2 separate regions of the Homo sapiens genome follow, and region 1 is linked to region 2. A link is a contact called in ENCODE Hi-C or POLR2A ChIA-PET data. All regions are on one chromosome and are shown on one strand. The core of a region is the stretch at or near the end of the contact, and the rest is flanking DNA. Distances in the headings are between cores, read along the strand shown.

Region 1 (6,745 bases), core at 4,246-6,745, 89 kb after region 2:
TCAGACTAGCTGAAGGTTTGTCATTTTTTGTTGACCTTTTTAAACAACTAGCTTTGTTGGTTTCATTGATTTTTCTCTATTTTTAAATTTTCGTTTCATTAATTTCTGCTCTCATCTTTTATTCTTTCTGCTTGCTTTAGGTTTAGTTTACTCTCTTTTGGTATCTTAAGGTGGAAAGTTAGGTAATTGATTTGAGATTTTTTTTTTAATTAACTTTTTCAGAGCCAAATACTTCTGAAGAGATATTTCTTAATCTAAGCATTTGCAACTATAAATTTCCATGTGAACACTGCTTTATATGTATTCCATAACATTTTGTATATTGTGTCTTCATTTGTATTGATCCCAAAGTAGTTTCTGGTTTCCCGTTTGATTTCTTCCTAGATCCCTTGGTTATTTTGGACTGTGTTGTTTAATTTCCACATATTTGTGAATTTGCCAATTTTTTTTTCTCTTAATGGTTTCTAATTTTATTTCATTGTGGTCAGAGTGTATACTTTGTATTATTTCTATGCTTTTACTTTTTTTGAGAGCATATTTCGTGTACACCTGAGAATGTATATTCTGTTAAGTGTAATGTGCTAGAAATATCTGTTAGGTCTCTGTTGATAGTGTTGTTCAAATTATCTGTTTTCATGTTGATCTTCTGTTTTGTTCTATTATTGAAGGGGGAGTATTGAAGTCTCCAGCTATCATTGTTGAATTGCCATATGTCTTGTTTTGTGTATTTTGGTGCTGTTATTAGGTGCACCTGTATTTTTAATTGTTATATCTTTTTCTTGATGGATTTACTTTTTATCGTTATAAAATGACCCTCTTTACCTCCAGTAACATTTTTTTATTTGTTTTAGTCTGTTTTATCTGATATCAGTATAGCCACTCCAGTTTTCTTGTGGTTGCTGTCTGCATGATTATCTTTTCTCATCCATTTACTTTTACTCTTTTGGGTCTTTGAATCTCAAGTGTATCTCCTGTAGATAACGCAGAGTTAGATCATGTTTTTAAAATCCACTTTGACAAGCTACCTTTTTGTTGGATTGTTTGATCCATTCACATTTTAATGTAATTATTGATAGAGTTACATTTTACTTTTTGTTTTTTGTATGTCTCATGTCATTTTTCTCTATTTCTCCTTTGTGCTTTCTTTTGCAATGAGAGGATATTTTCTAATATAGCATTCAAATTTTTTTCTTTTCTTATTCAGTGGCCAGTTACTAGAAGGATTCTAAATTCATTAGTAATTTTTTCCACTATATATTTTTTCAAAGTCATTGTTCTAGAGCTTACCCTATGTATCTTGCTAGAATCAAATTCAGATTTATACTTGCTTAGTTTCAGTAATACATGCTAAAATTTATTGAACTTTACTGCTATATAGTTCAGTTCCCATCCCCCCTTTGTATATTATTGTTATATATATTACATATATTGACATAATCCAACAATACATTTTTTTAAGAGTTACTTTACCGTCTGTAGCCATTTCCTTAGCCCACTGCAACTTTGTTTCCATCCACCCCTTTTTGCTATTAGGGCAAATATATTACACATATATTACATTCTGCCTTATAAGCTCAACATTATACTATGTAATATTTATACAATTGCTTTTTAATTCAATTAAGAGAAGAAAGGAGGGAAAATATACTTGTGCTTATTGTTTGCATGGACTTGAATTACCATCTAGAGTCACTTGCTTTAGTAACTTTAGTAAACTTTTTGTAACTTTATAGCTTGAAGAACTTCGTTTAGTAGTTTTTGACAGTGTGGTCTGTTAGCAATAATTCTCTCAGCTTTTTATTGATCTGAGTCTTTATGTCACCCCAGTTTTGCACTATAGCTTTTCTGGACTGAGAATTCTTGGTTGACAGGGTTCTTTTGTTGTTGTTTGTTTGTTTCCACTTCTTTACTGCTTTTTATGTTATCCCACTACCTATTGGCATCATTTATTTATTTATGTATTTATTTATTTATGTATTTATTTATTTATTTATTTTGAGACGGAGTCTTGCTGTGTCACCCAGGCTGGAGTGCAGTGGCACGATCTCGGCTTACTGCAAGCTCCACCTCCCGGGTTCACGCCATTCTCCTGCCTCAGCCTCCTGAGTAGCTGGCACTACGGGCGCCTGCCACCACATCCGGCTAATTTTTTGTATTTTTAGTAGAGACAGGGTTTCAGCGTGCTAGCCAGGATGGTCTCGATCTCCTGACATCGTGATCGGCCTGACTTGGCCTCCCAAAGTGCTGGGATTACAGGCGTGAGCCACCACGCCCGGCCTTATTTATTTATTTTTGAGATGGAGTCTTGCTGTCACCCAGGTTGGAGTGCAGTGGCGTGATCTTGGCTCACTGTAACCTCCATCTCCCGGGTTCAAGCGATTCTCCTGCCTCAGCCTCCCGAGTAGCTGGGGCTACAGGCATGCACCACCACACCTGGCTAATTTTTTGTATTTTTAGTAGAGACGGGGTTTCACCATGTTGGCCAGGCTGATCTCGAACTCCTAAATTGTAGATCTTTCCAGGAATTAGTTTCTGACGTCAGTGTTTGGTATTTGTGCTAACACCAGGAGGGCTCCTCCCAGCCATCTTAATCCCGAGTTTTCTTCTGCAAACTAGCCTGTAGTCCAGGCCTGTATCTTCATTAGATCTATTAGTCTCCTCCCAGTTGCTCTTCACCATAGCTTGCACTGTTTTGGTTTGTTTCTTTGTATTTGAGACAGGGTCTCACTCTGTTGCCCAGGCTGGAGTGCAGTAGTGCGATCTTGGCCCACTGCATCCTCAACTTCCGGGGCTCAGGTGATTCTCCCACCTCAGCCTCCTGAGTAAGCTGGGATTACAGGTATGCTATCACACCTGGCTAATTTTTTGTAGAGATGAGGTTTCACCATATTGCCTAGGCTGATCCCAAACTCCTGGGCTCAAGTGCTCTGTCTCGGTGTCCCGAATTGCTCTGATTATAGTTATGAGCCACTGTGCCTGGCTGTGTGTGTGTGTGTGTGTGTGTGTGTGTGTGTGTGTGTGTGTGTGTGTAGGGTCTCATTTTGTCACCTAGGCTATAGTGCAGTAGTGGCACAATCAGCTCACTGTAGTTTCCAACTCCTGGGCTCATGCAGACCTCTGCCTTAATCTCCTAGGTAGCTGGGACTACAGGTACATGCCACTGTACCTTCCTGATTCTTGATGGGGCTCCAGGACTCTTATGTTCCCCAGGCTGGCCTTGAACTCCTGGGTGCAAGTGATTCTCCCGCTTCAGCCTCCCAAAATGCTGATTACAGGCATGAGCCACTGGGCCTCATTCTACTTTCACTGTTCTTGAGAACAGCTTTTTTTTGTTTGTTTTTTAAACTTTACTGTGCACTTTTGCAAATGAATTTTGTTCTAAAATTTTTACAGGTTTTCTTGATTTGCTTGCTGTTTGCCCTCAGGATCATTTCCAAAGGCTTTAAATGTTTTTGTTTTAAAAGTAATATTTACCAGTTTCACTGGGGAGCAGGTCGTTGAAGCTCTTCATGCTGTCATGTTAGAATAAAATCTTCTGATAAGACTTTATTTAGCAAATGATGATCAATGTCACACACCTTGCCTATTTTGTATCCTCTGTAGTACCTGATATAGACCTTGGTACACATCACTTTGAATCTAGTGAAATTACAATTAATTAGTCTAACATACTGGTTAAGGTACCATCTCTGAGTCATGGTTTTAAATCCTAGTTCCTGAATCTATAGTAGTGTGACTTTGGAAAAGCCACTTAACCTCTCTAAGCATTTGTGTTCTTAATTGTAAGTGGGATACTCCAGACCTCACAAGGTTGTTGTGAGGATAGAATGGAATAATCCATGAGTAAAAGCCCTTGTAACAGTGCTTATCACGTTAAGTGCTCCGTAAATGCTAGTGGTAATTATTAGTCCTCATTCACTAACGTCGTATAAAAATGAAGATCTAACACACGTACAACTTGAAAAAATACTAATCACCCATAAGTGTTAAAATTGTCTTATTATAGGTTGAATTTTTAAGCCAAAATACTGTAATTTCAATTTTTCATTAGCCCTTTGGCCATTTCTCTCTAAAATATCACCCATGGTTTGAATTTCTTTTCATAGTTCCAAGCTTCTTTAAGGGAAATCTGAAACTGAGTTGTATGGTTTGGCATATGACTTCCATCAGTGGGATACTCCTGTTGCCCTGGAACCTCAGACATGATTCATGGTTTTTCTAATGTTCCTGTTAAATCCTTTGTAGGTTTAAACAAAAACAATGCATCTACTGAGCTATTGGTGGTGGTTTCTCCTCATAAGGTTGACTGGAACAGTGGGTTGGCATGAAATTCATTTTAGGGATATACTTCAAAACCTGTGTAATGTATATTTATACAAACATTATTTGTATATTTGTATTATCTTTACTTCTTTAAATACCTTCTTTATCTTGATTTCTTGGCATTTTCATGCACAAATATAATGATATCCCAACTGCCTATTTGGAATAAATATATCCCCTGCTTTATCCATGAAGTCACGAAGGAGCAGGCTTCCTACTAGGCAGAGCTACCTTGACTGCCAGCCTTCTGGTAGGGGTGCTCTCTGTTCCTTCCTAGGCATTGTTACTCAGCCAGGGCACTGCACTGCCTTTCTAACCTAAGCCTTCACATTCTCTGGGAGCTTCTGTCTCAAGTTGCCTGGTTCACATGGGACCTGGGTGGGTGAAGGGAGAGGAGAGGGCAGGAGTTGACCCATCTGGCTGTTGCTGTGACTGGCGCTGATGAATCATCCAGAAGCTGTCCCTTGAGCCTCCTCTCTGGGCCTAGAGCCCTCTTGTGTTAGCCCACCTTTGGCAGCATATCTCTTCTCACATGTTGGAGGTACTGCACTCCATCTTCAGTTAGGGCTATTGGTTGCCCATATTTTAGGTATCACTCATCATTTCTCAGCCACAAATTCTGGTTTTCCGCCGTAGTTATACAGTAGATTTGTTTGTTTGTTTGTTTGGTCTTTCATGTGGTCTTGGGGTAGAAAGGGAAGACTGCAGTGTGTGTTCAGTCTGTCATCTGGGGAATCCAAAAAATAATTAAAAGTCATTACTTGAAATACATTGGTTTTAGGGTTCAGAGTGGCTCTCCTTTTAGCTGCCCTTTGATTAAGGATCTCTCTTTAACTGAACAGGAAACGTGTTGGTATAGCATTGGACAAGGTTCTTGAGGAGTCAGTTCTTTGTTGAGCATCAGAGTCTTCTCTTGATGAAAGGAATTCTAAAGTTACATAATAAGTGTGTTGGACATGTCTACAGTACTCTTGAGGGGAAAATATATTCAGTTTTCTTACTGGGAATACCTGGAGCTCTTTTCTCAAAATTAGGACCCACCTACTCCGTACTTTATTTTTTTTCCTAGGTAGTAGAAGTAGAAATTCTCATGTAGCTCCACTCCATATGAAGAGCTGTGCCTTTTCTTGTGCTAGGCACTAGGGCAGGGATTAGCCTGCTGGTGACGTCCTGTTTTTGTGAGTCAGGTTTTATTGGAATACAGCCATGTCCATTCATGTTGTGTTGTTTATGGTTGCTTTCACTCTTCAAAGGCAGATATTAGTTGTTGCAGCTGAGATCATATGGCCAGCAGGTCTGAAATATTTACTGATTTTTTTCCTGGAGGGCACAAAGAATGAGTTTTGATTTTCCTGAGTGTGGTGGGCCGTTGGACAGGATGAAGGTGGATGTGGACTTTGGGGTGTAGAGGTTAGATGAAGAGGCAGAGAGCCTCTTGCCATCATAGAGTTTGTTTTAATTTTGGGGTCATCAAATTATCTTTTTCTATAGACTCCACCCACCCCCCCAAGAATTGACCTGCTTTTTTCTTTACCACTTATTCCACTCACTGTTCCTGATCAAGCCTTTTTTTCTTGATTCACAGCATGTATGTACAGAAGATTGTCTAGTAGCTTCTTCTCTGTTCTGCCTTAAATCCCTTTTGTTATTCTTTCCCTCCAATTCTAAGTGCAACTTGAAGCCCAGTTGCATTCCCGTGATTCCTTCTCAAAGACAGTCAATATCCTGAAGTTGGTGTTTATCATTCCTTTGCTTTTCACCATGCTTTCATTGCATATGTATTCGTCCCTGAGCAATATTGAATGCTGTTTTATTTATTCATAACTTTCTGTAAGTGGTATACTGTATATGTTCTTTTTTTTTTTTTGGCCTAGTATGTTTGTGACCATCTAGCTCTAGCTCTTCCAATCTCACTTGCATCTCACAAGTATATGGATGTTATATGAGCTTATTCTTTTCCTGATGGGCTTGTTTCCTTTCCTCTAAGTTGATCTGTTTACTTGTTTAAGAGATGAGATCTTACTCTGTCGCCCAGGCTGGCATACAGTGGTGTGATCATAGCTCACGGCAGCCTTGAACTCCTGGCCTCAAGCAATCCTCTCACCTCAGCTTCCGAAGTAGCTGAGACTACCCGCACATACCACCATACCTGATTTTAAATTTCTATTTCTAACAGCTTTATTGAGATATAATTTGTGTATCATGAAATTGACCTGCTGAAAGTGTATGATTCAGTGGTTTTTAGTATATTTACAGAGCTGTGCAATCATCACTATTATCTGATTTTAGAGGGTCTTCATTCTCAAAAGTAATTAGCAGTTGCTACCCATCTCCCTCCCCTGTCTCCACCCTCACCTGAAGCAACCATTAATCTACTTTTTATATTTGCAAACATGTCTATTTTAGACTTTTCATATAAATG
Region 2 (6,587 bases), core at 4,085-6,584:
TTCCCTCCTCAGCCTCCCAAGTAGCTGGGACTACAGGTGCGCACCACCACACTCGGCTAATTTTTGTATTTTTTTGTAGAGGTAGGGTTTTGCCATGTTGCTCAGGCTGGTCTCAAACTCCTGGACTCAAGCGATCCACCTGCCTTGGTCTCCCAAAGTGTTGGGATTACAGGTGTGAGCCACCATGCCCAGTGAGGAAAGCTAAATTTTAAGCTTAATTATAGTTCCTTCAATTTAAGATTTTGTTTTAATTGTAATTTTTTTATACTTTGTTATTTGTATGTCTATTATTTTCAGTGGTTTTCCTTTCATTACACCAGTTTTTAGAGTATAAGTTACCTCAGTTTCCTTTGTGAGAGTAAATGGATTAATACAGAAGGAAATCCACATTAATGACTTTCTTAGCCACCATGCCATAATTTCATCTAGCAGAATGAACAGTGATTTCTAAATAGCATGTAATTCCCAGTCCATATTCAGATTTCCCAGTTGTCTCAAGGATGTCTTCTTCAACCAGGCACAGTGGCTCATGCCTGTAATCCCAGCATTTTGGGAGGCCAAGGTGAGAGAGCTGCTTGAGGCCAGGAGTGCGAGACCAGCCTGGGCAATATAGCAAGACACTGTTTTTACAAAAAATTTAAAAATTAGCCACACGTGTTAGCATCTTCCTATACTACCAGCTATTTAAGAGGCTAAGGTGGGAGGATCACTTGAGCCCAGAAGTTTGAGGCTGCAGCAAGCTATGATCACACCACTGCACTGGGCAACAGAGCAAGACCCTATCTAAAAAGGAAAACAAAAAATGTCTTTTTCAGACAGATATTTTCAAGGGACATACTTACAGTACATCAGACTTAGCTGTGTTTGGAGAGCTGATTCCTAGATAATATTAGTGGTTAAAGTCAGTTGCGGCAAAATTCAGTTATTTTGGTGGTATTGAGGATTTGGTGACCAATGCACATTAAGTGCCCAGCACAGTGCCTAATAGTGAAAAGCCCCCTGGGAGAGCCGGCCATTGTGGTGTTAGTGGTGATTTGAACTCAGCAAACATAAGACATTGTAGTTTATTGAGTTATAAAACAGGGCCTCTGTCCTGATGGAGGTTGTCGTCACTTGCAAACTCTTAACTGTTTGCTTTCCATGACCTTCTTCACATTTGAGTCATGGAATTTGAATCCAGAGGGATATTAGAAAGAATGTATTCAACACTCCCATTTTACAAATGAGGCCCCAGGAGAGTAACACCGTGCTCAGAGCCTTTCAGCTGGATAGCTGACACACACACTTTGGCAAGTGACTCCACACGTCTGTTTCTGGTAAGTGTTATTTTCAGTAGTTAATTGGACAAATGCAAAAGATGAGTAAATTTGGCTGGGCACTGTGGCTCACACCTGTAATCCCAGCACTTTGGGAAGCCAAGGGAGGCGGATCACCTGAGGTCAGGAGTTTAAGACCAGCCTGGCCAACATGGTGAAATCCTGTCTACTAAAAATACAAAAATTAGCCAGACATGGTGACAGGCGCCTCAGCTACTCAGGAGGCTGAGGCAGGAGAATGGCTTGAACCCAGGAGGCAGAGGTTGCAGTGAGCTGAGATCACACCACTGCACTCCAGCCTGGGTGACAGGGCCAGACCCTGTCTCAAAAAACAAACAAACAAAAAGATGAGTAAATTTGACATATAAGTTCTAGTCCCTTCGATGTGTATCAGAAATTATGGATTATGGTACTATTAATAACCTTGTACTTAATGCATTTTTATTAATTTATTCATAAGTGAAATGACACTCTAGGTTGTGTAGTCAAGCACCCCTAAATTCATTTCCCTTGCCCCATACTCAAAATTACACTACATGTTTTGCAAGATTCCAAATTTTCTGGCAGTAGAATCATGGAAGTGCTCCTGCCTATGTTTGCTGTCACTGTCATTGTAGTCAGATCCTTTGGCTGTGTTTTGTCTTTTACCCTTACTCTCATTCTGATCCTAAGGACTTATCTGAGCCCCAAAGAAAAGCAGAAAGTGGGCTGGGAGGGTGTAGGGCAGCTTCACAGTGTTGTTAGAAGTAGCAGGGATGGGAGGTGGTGGTGTACTCTGCACTCAAGAAGCCCACCCCACATCTAACTAATGAAGAAGCAGTGCATGTTTCACTTACTTCTGAGTCTTTGGACCTGAAGGAAAGCCACTTAAATAAACCTTGAGGCTTAGTTTTCATGTCTGAAAAGACCTCCTCCTGGTAAGCATGTGGACACCCTCTTTGGGCTGAATGTGGACACATTTTTAAAATAATCACTTTGCTGCAGAGTGTACATGCAAGCAGGCAGGTTACAGGTTAGAAACTCAGCAAATGCTTTTTGCAAAGATGCCCATGCATGCTGTATCTGTGATTTTGACTGCCAGTTAAGAAGCAGACCTGTAGCAGAAACATCCAAGGCTGAGAACTCCCAAGAGGCAAAGATCAGGGATTGCCCTGCAAACTGGGGGCATTGTGGGAATATCCAAGTCTCTGGCTCCAAAGAAAGAGGTGGAGTGTGCATCCTCCTCCTCAACCTTTAGAGGCTGGTAAAGAGTGGCCTTGATGATTTTCAGTGGAGATTCTTTCTCCTCTGTGGGATGGAAAATAGAGGATTTTACAGAGGGGCTTAAGAGTGGATAAGGTGGGTGACTGTTATCCATGGGTCTCAATTATTTCTGAGCCCTGGTTTGCTGCCCGTGTGTTATAACAATGGGAATTATCCAGTGCTTTGTGACACAGTAGAGATCCATATGCCTACATGTGCATCTTAGTCATTTAAAATTGAACTCTTTGGATGATTTCAGTTTTCACTTTTTGTGGCTTGTGTTTCGGTATCACAGGAAAGTGCCTCACTCCCTTTCGGTATTCTACCAGCATTTCATTCTCTGCCTCAGAAGCTCCCTTGCCTTCTGTGGCTTGAACAGCATCTTCCTCTGTTGGCGTTTGTTTCACCAAACTTACTGTGAGGCCACTTTATTCATTTTGTCCCATGGCTGCATGACAGCTAACCCTCACTCTCCATGTTTACGCTTATCACAGGTTTGAATATTGGCAGCGGTGCATTCGAGACAAAGACAGCTAACAAAATTGCTTCGGAAGCTAGTTTTTCATCTAGTGAAGGAAGTCCTTTGTCAAGGTAAAGTTGTGAAAGCCTTTCTGAATAGCAGCAACAAGATGAGAAATGTCACAGCGCAATGAATTAAACTCTGGCTGCGTATTATTTTGTTGTATGACTTGGAGGGTTATGGTTTGGGTTTTTGTTTATCTAAAATAACAGTTGAAACTTTAGTCTACCTTTGAAAATATTTGCACCAGAGCCAAGTATTGTTTTGCAGCTGTTGTTTCCTTGGTTTAAGACTCAATTGACACCTCAGTGAACCACAAATTAGCGTCTACAGCTGCTCGCAGTAGGACTGCTTAGAGACCACACAATGGAGGTTGTCAGAAAAAGGGCAGAGAGAAAACATCAGGCCTTAAAAGAAATAAAGTGGCATGTTTCTTCTTTTTGTGATGGCTAATATATAAACTAGTAATTGCTGGATATTCATTTTTATTTTCCTCTTTTTTTTTAACCAAGTGTTTAGGCTAGGTTATTCTTTCCTTTTCTAATACTTTCTTGCTTATTTTCCATAAAGAACAAAATTTATCTTTTCACATTTGTCAAACTGTAGCACTCGCTTCTTGTAGGTTTTTTGAGCTGTGATAAGAGAGTTGTGTGCTGAATTTGTCATTAACATAAAATACTAATCACAGTAGCTTCAGGTCACTTAGAATTTATAGATGGGAATATAAGCCATCACCTGATGAAATACCCTACTCTTTTGCTTTGAGCTAAATATTGTTTAAAATGGCATAGCAACTTTCCTTTTGGAACAGCATTGCTCAGTAAAAAGGTGTCCTTCAGATGATTATATTACATTTGAATTAACTGCTTGTCTCTGATGAAATTTTAGAACAGGAACTTTACATTTCTAGTATAACATATAATGTTCCATAAGAGAAAATGATTTGAACCAGAAATGCTGAATTTTTTAAATGAAAAAAATCCTATTTTTATTCATATTTTATAAACAATACAATGTTTTTAGAACCTGGAGTATATTAAAATGAGATTGAATTTCTAAAATTATAAGTTTTAGAAACTTGACAAGTTAAGTTTTAGAGAAATAACTCATTTAATTTTCAGAAGTTATTATTTTTAATGCCTGAGTTTTCGTCCATATTTTTGAAGGAAGTGGGAGGTAAATGGGACAGGAAGAGTGTTAAAGTATTATGTTATTATGATTGTATTATAAATTCAAGTTCTAGGTCTCCTAAAAGAAAGTTTAAAAGACAGTAAATTCTACAGATAATTTTCAGGGCCGAATGTTACCATTTGGCTTAATAATATATAGAGGCACTAAAAAACTCACTTCTTCCTAAACAGTCTTTACGTAGGTTCTTTGGGAAATTTTTAAAGACATTGAGAAAGCAATTGGATTTTGTAAAACATTTCTCAGTCTAATAATTTCACATCTTGTCTATATTTTACTAAACTAAAATCAAGCATTTTCCTCCTTCAAATTGAGACAGAGGTATTTTGTTATTAGTATCGTTTCCGTATGAAATTAATTTCCTAATAAATTACAAGTAATCTCATCATCCCCTTTAAGAAAACAAAAAAAAAAACCACACAAAAAGGCCTTGAAGGAACTCTTGGTTCTAGGCACTTGATAATAATCCAGTGATGAAAAGGTCTGGGTCCAGAGTGCGTGGGTTTGGCGTGCTGTTTGTCACGGTTTGGTTCTTGTGCTGGGCTTGGTGTTGTTCATATGCCACCCTGGGCTTTGGAGAGCTCCAGTTTTGCTGTTTGTGCTGGATTCACTGAAATTTCTTAGAGGCTTACATTTAAGGATCCCACTTACTGCAGTCACTCCTTGTGCTTTATTGCTTTTACAAGTGGTCTCGAAACCCGGTACTTGAGAATAAACATAACAGTGCAGTGCTGCTGTAGCACTTTTAAAATTCTTCTTTGCTCTATTTTGTCAGTGAGCTGATGAGCAACCTCAAAAAAAGAAAAAAAAAAAACCCACTGGACCTAAAAAAAAAAAAAAAAAAAAATGGCTTCCTCTGATGTCCTAGAGACAATAATTATGATGTGCTAGTTAAGCCCAAACTACAGCTGAGGGATTTTACTTTAAAGCAGCGGCTTGGGCGCAAAAATGCATTTATAGCTCTTTGTCTGCACCTCATTATGTGTGGGCCTGATTCATTAAGTAATTGGTTTGCAGTTGTTTACATGAGTATTAAGGCCTTCTTTTCAGCCGCCTTTGAGAGATACATTGTGCAAATGTTGCCTGTGATGAATGCAGAATGAGGGCCAGAGGGTCCGTCCTATTGGCTAAACAGTGCACTCCTGTTGAAAAGCCAGAGAAAGGGATTGGGTGCTGCTTTGCATAGCAATGACTTTCTTAATAAGCGTTACAGATTAATACACACAAGCTATAAAAGATGCAAAGAGATACTCTTAGCACATTTATACATGCTCATTTCATTGTGATGGTGGTGGGGTTCGGGTGCTTTCATATTCCGTTTTTCAGAGCAGCAGCTTCAGTGCATGAGCCGTAATAGAATCCGATGTTTATTGTATTATAAATCACGGGCAAGTAGGCAGATTGGCAACAGTTTATTATTAAAGATTCTTTCAGTGTAAATCTTTTTCTACCATTGTATTTGCTTCAGCAAAATCATTTTGTGGTTGAGTGGGGATGAAAAGCATAATGTACGAAGGAGTGAGTCCTAATAGGAAGCCGTTCTCCAAGTAAAGACCACTTGTTCCCTTTTGTTCAGGGGTGCATGCCAGAGCTTCCTCTCCTCTGCAAACATTGTCTCGCTTTACCTTCCCCAGCAAGCGGTTTTCACTCTCCCGGATCCATTTGTTCAATGGAGAGTATATTTTAAAAGCCTGCCCTTAGCTTACTGGTTCCTGCCTTGTAACTTCAGCTTACTGGTTGGACCAGATAATGTTTTACCAAAAGGAAAGGGTGTGTGCTTGCAACATAATTGCCTGGGGGAAAGGTAGCAGAAGTCACCCCGCCACTGTACCCTGGCAGGGCCACCGTGGGTGGCATTCTGTGCCAGCCTTGCAGCCACCAGAGCGGCCAGTGGAGGGCGCCAGCCTGCAGCTGATGCTCTGATGGCGGTGGCATTTTCTGTCTTTGCCTGGTCACTGTGCCATTTTCCCCAGGATAACATAAAGATTATAAGGAACCAATAGTCCAGTGAAATAAAAATGAGTTTTTCCTGAAAGTCCTTTAGGTTCTTATATAAAAGCACTCTTCTCTGTCTTGGGTTTGGCACATCTCCATTCTTAAATTCCACTGAATTAGCAGCTTCCTAAATATGTCACGTTTCTTATCACAAGCCTACATACGTTGTTTTTTCTGCACAAAGCAAATAAGAACAATCGCTTGATTATTTGAAGAGAAAAAGTTAAGTTGACCTCAGGCAGCTGAAAGTGGCATCTTCTGTAGGAACCCCGATTAACCATCAGGGGGCGCTCAGACTTTGTTAAATTACTGGTAGGCCTTTAAAA

The links. A loop is a pair of places that touch in the nucleus more often than their neighbours do. ChIA-PET counts read pairs that join two places held with the same protein, here RNA polymerase II (POLR2A). Pooled maps may share reads with other maps.
Region 1: a loop to region 2 is called in a map of gastrocnemius medialis, with 2.7 times the contacts of the local background. The contact joins two enhancer-like sites. A Hi-C loop is called at or near these places in 1 of 168 maps with a recorded cell type or tissue (gastrocnemius medialis) and 5 of 50 pooled maps. POLR2A ChIA-PET finds 5 or more read pairs at or near these places in 4 of 52 experiments (MCF 10A, WTC11, activated CD4-positive, alpha-beta T cell and 1 more).

The regions. Positions count from the first base shown.
Region 1 is chr20:21,318,321-21,325,065 of GRCh38, forward strand. All of the region lies in intron 1 of XRN2 (5'-3' exoribonuclease 2), which reads left to right. Among named protein-coding and RNA genes, the nearest start is that of XRN2, 18 kb to the left of the region's middle. Within about 2 kb of position 5,496, at least 3 of the 41 ENCODE cell types and tissues checked have a DNase peak (open chromatin) inside an H3K27ac peak, as active enhancers do.
Region 2 is chr20:21,229,682-21,236,268 of GRCh38, forward strand. KIZ (kizuna centrosomal protein) reads left to right here. Exons shown (of 13, transcript NM_018474.6): 11 at 3,053-3,149. Among named protein-coding and RNA genes, the nearest start is that of KIZ-AS1, 15 kb to the left of the region's middle. RefSeq lists an enhancer at 4,471-6,587. Within about 2 kb of position 5,335, at least 3 of the 41 ENCODE cell types and tissues checked have a DNase peak (open chromatin) inside an H3K27ac peak, as active enhancers do.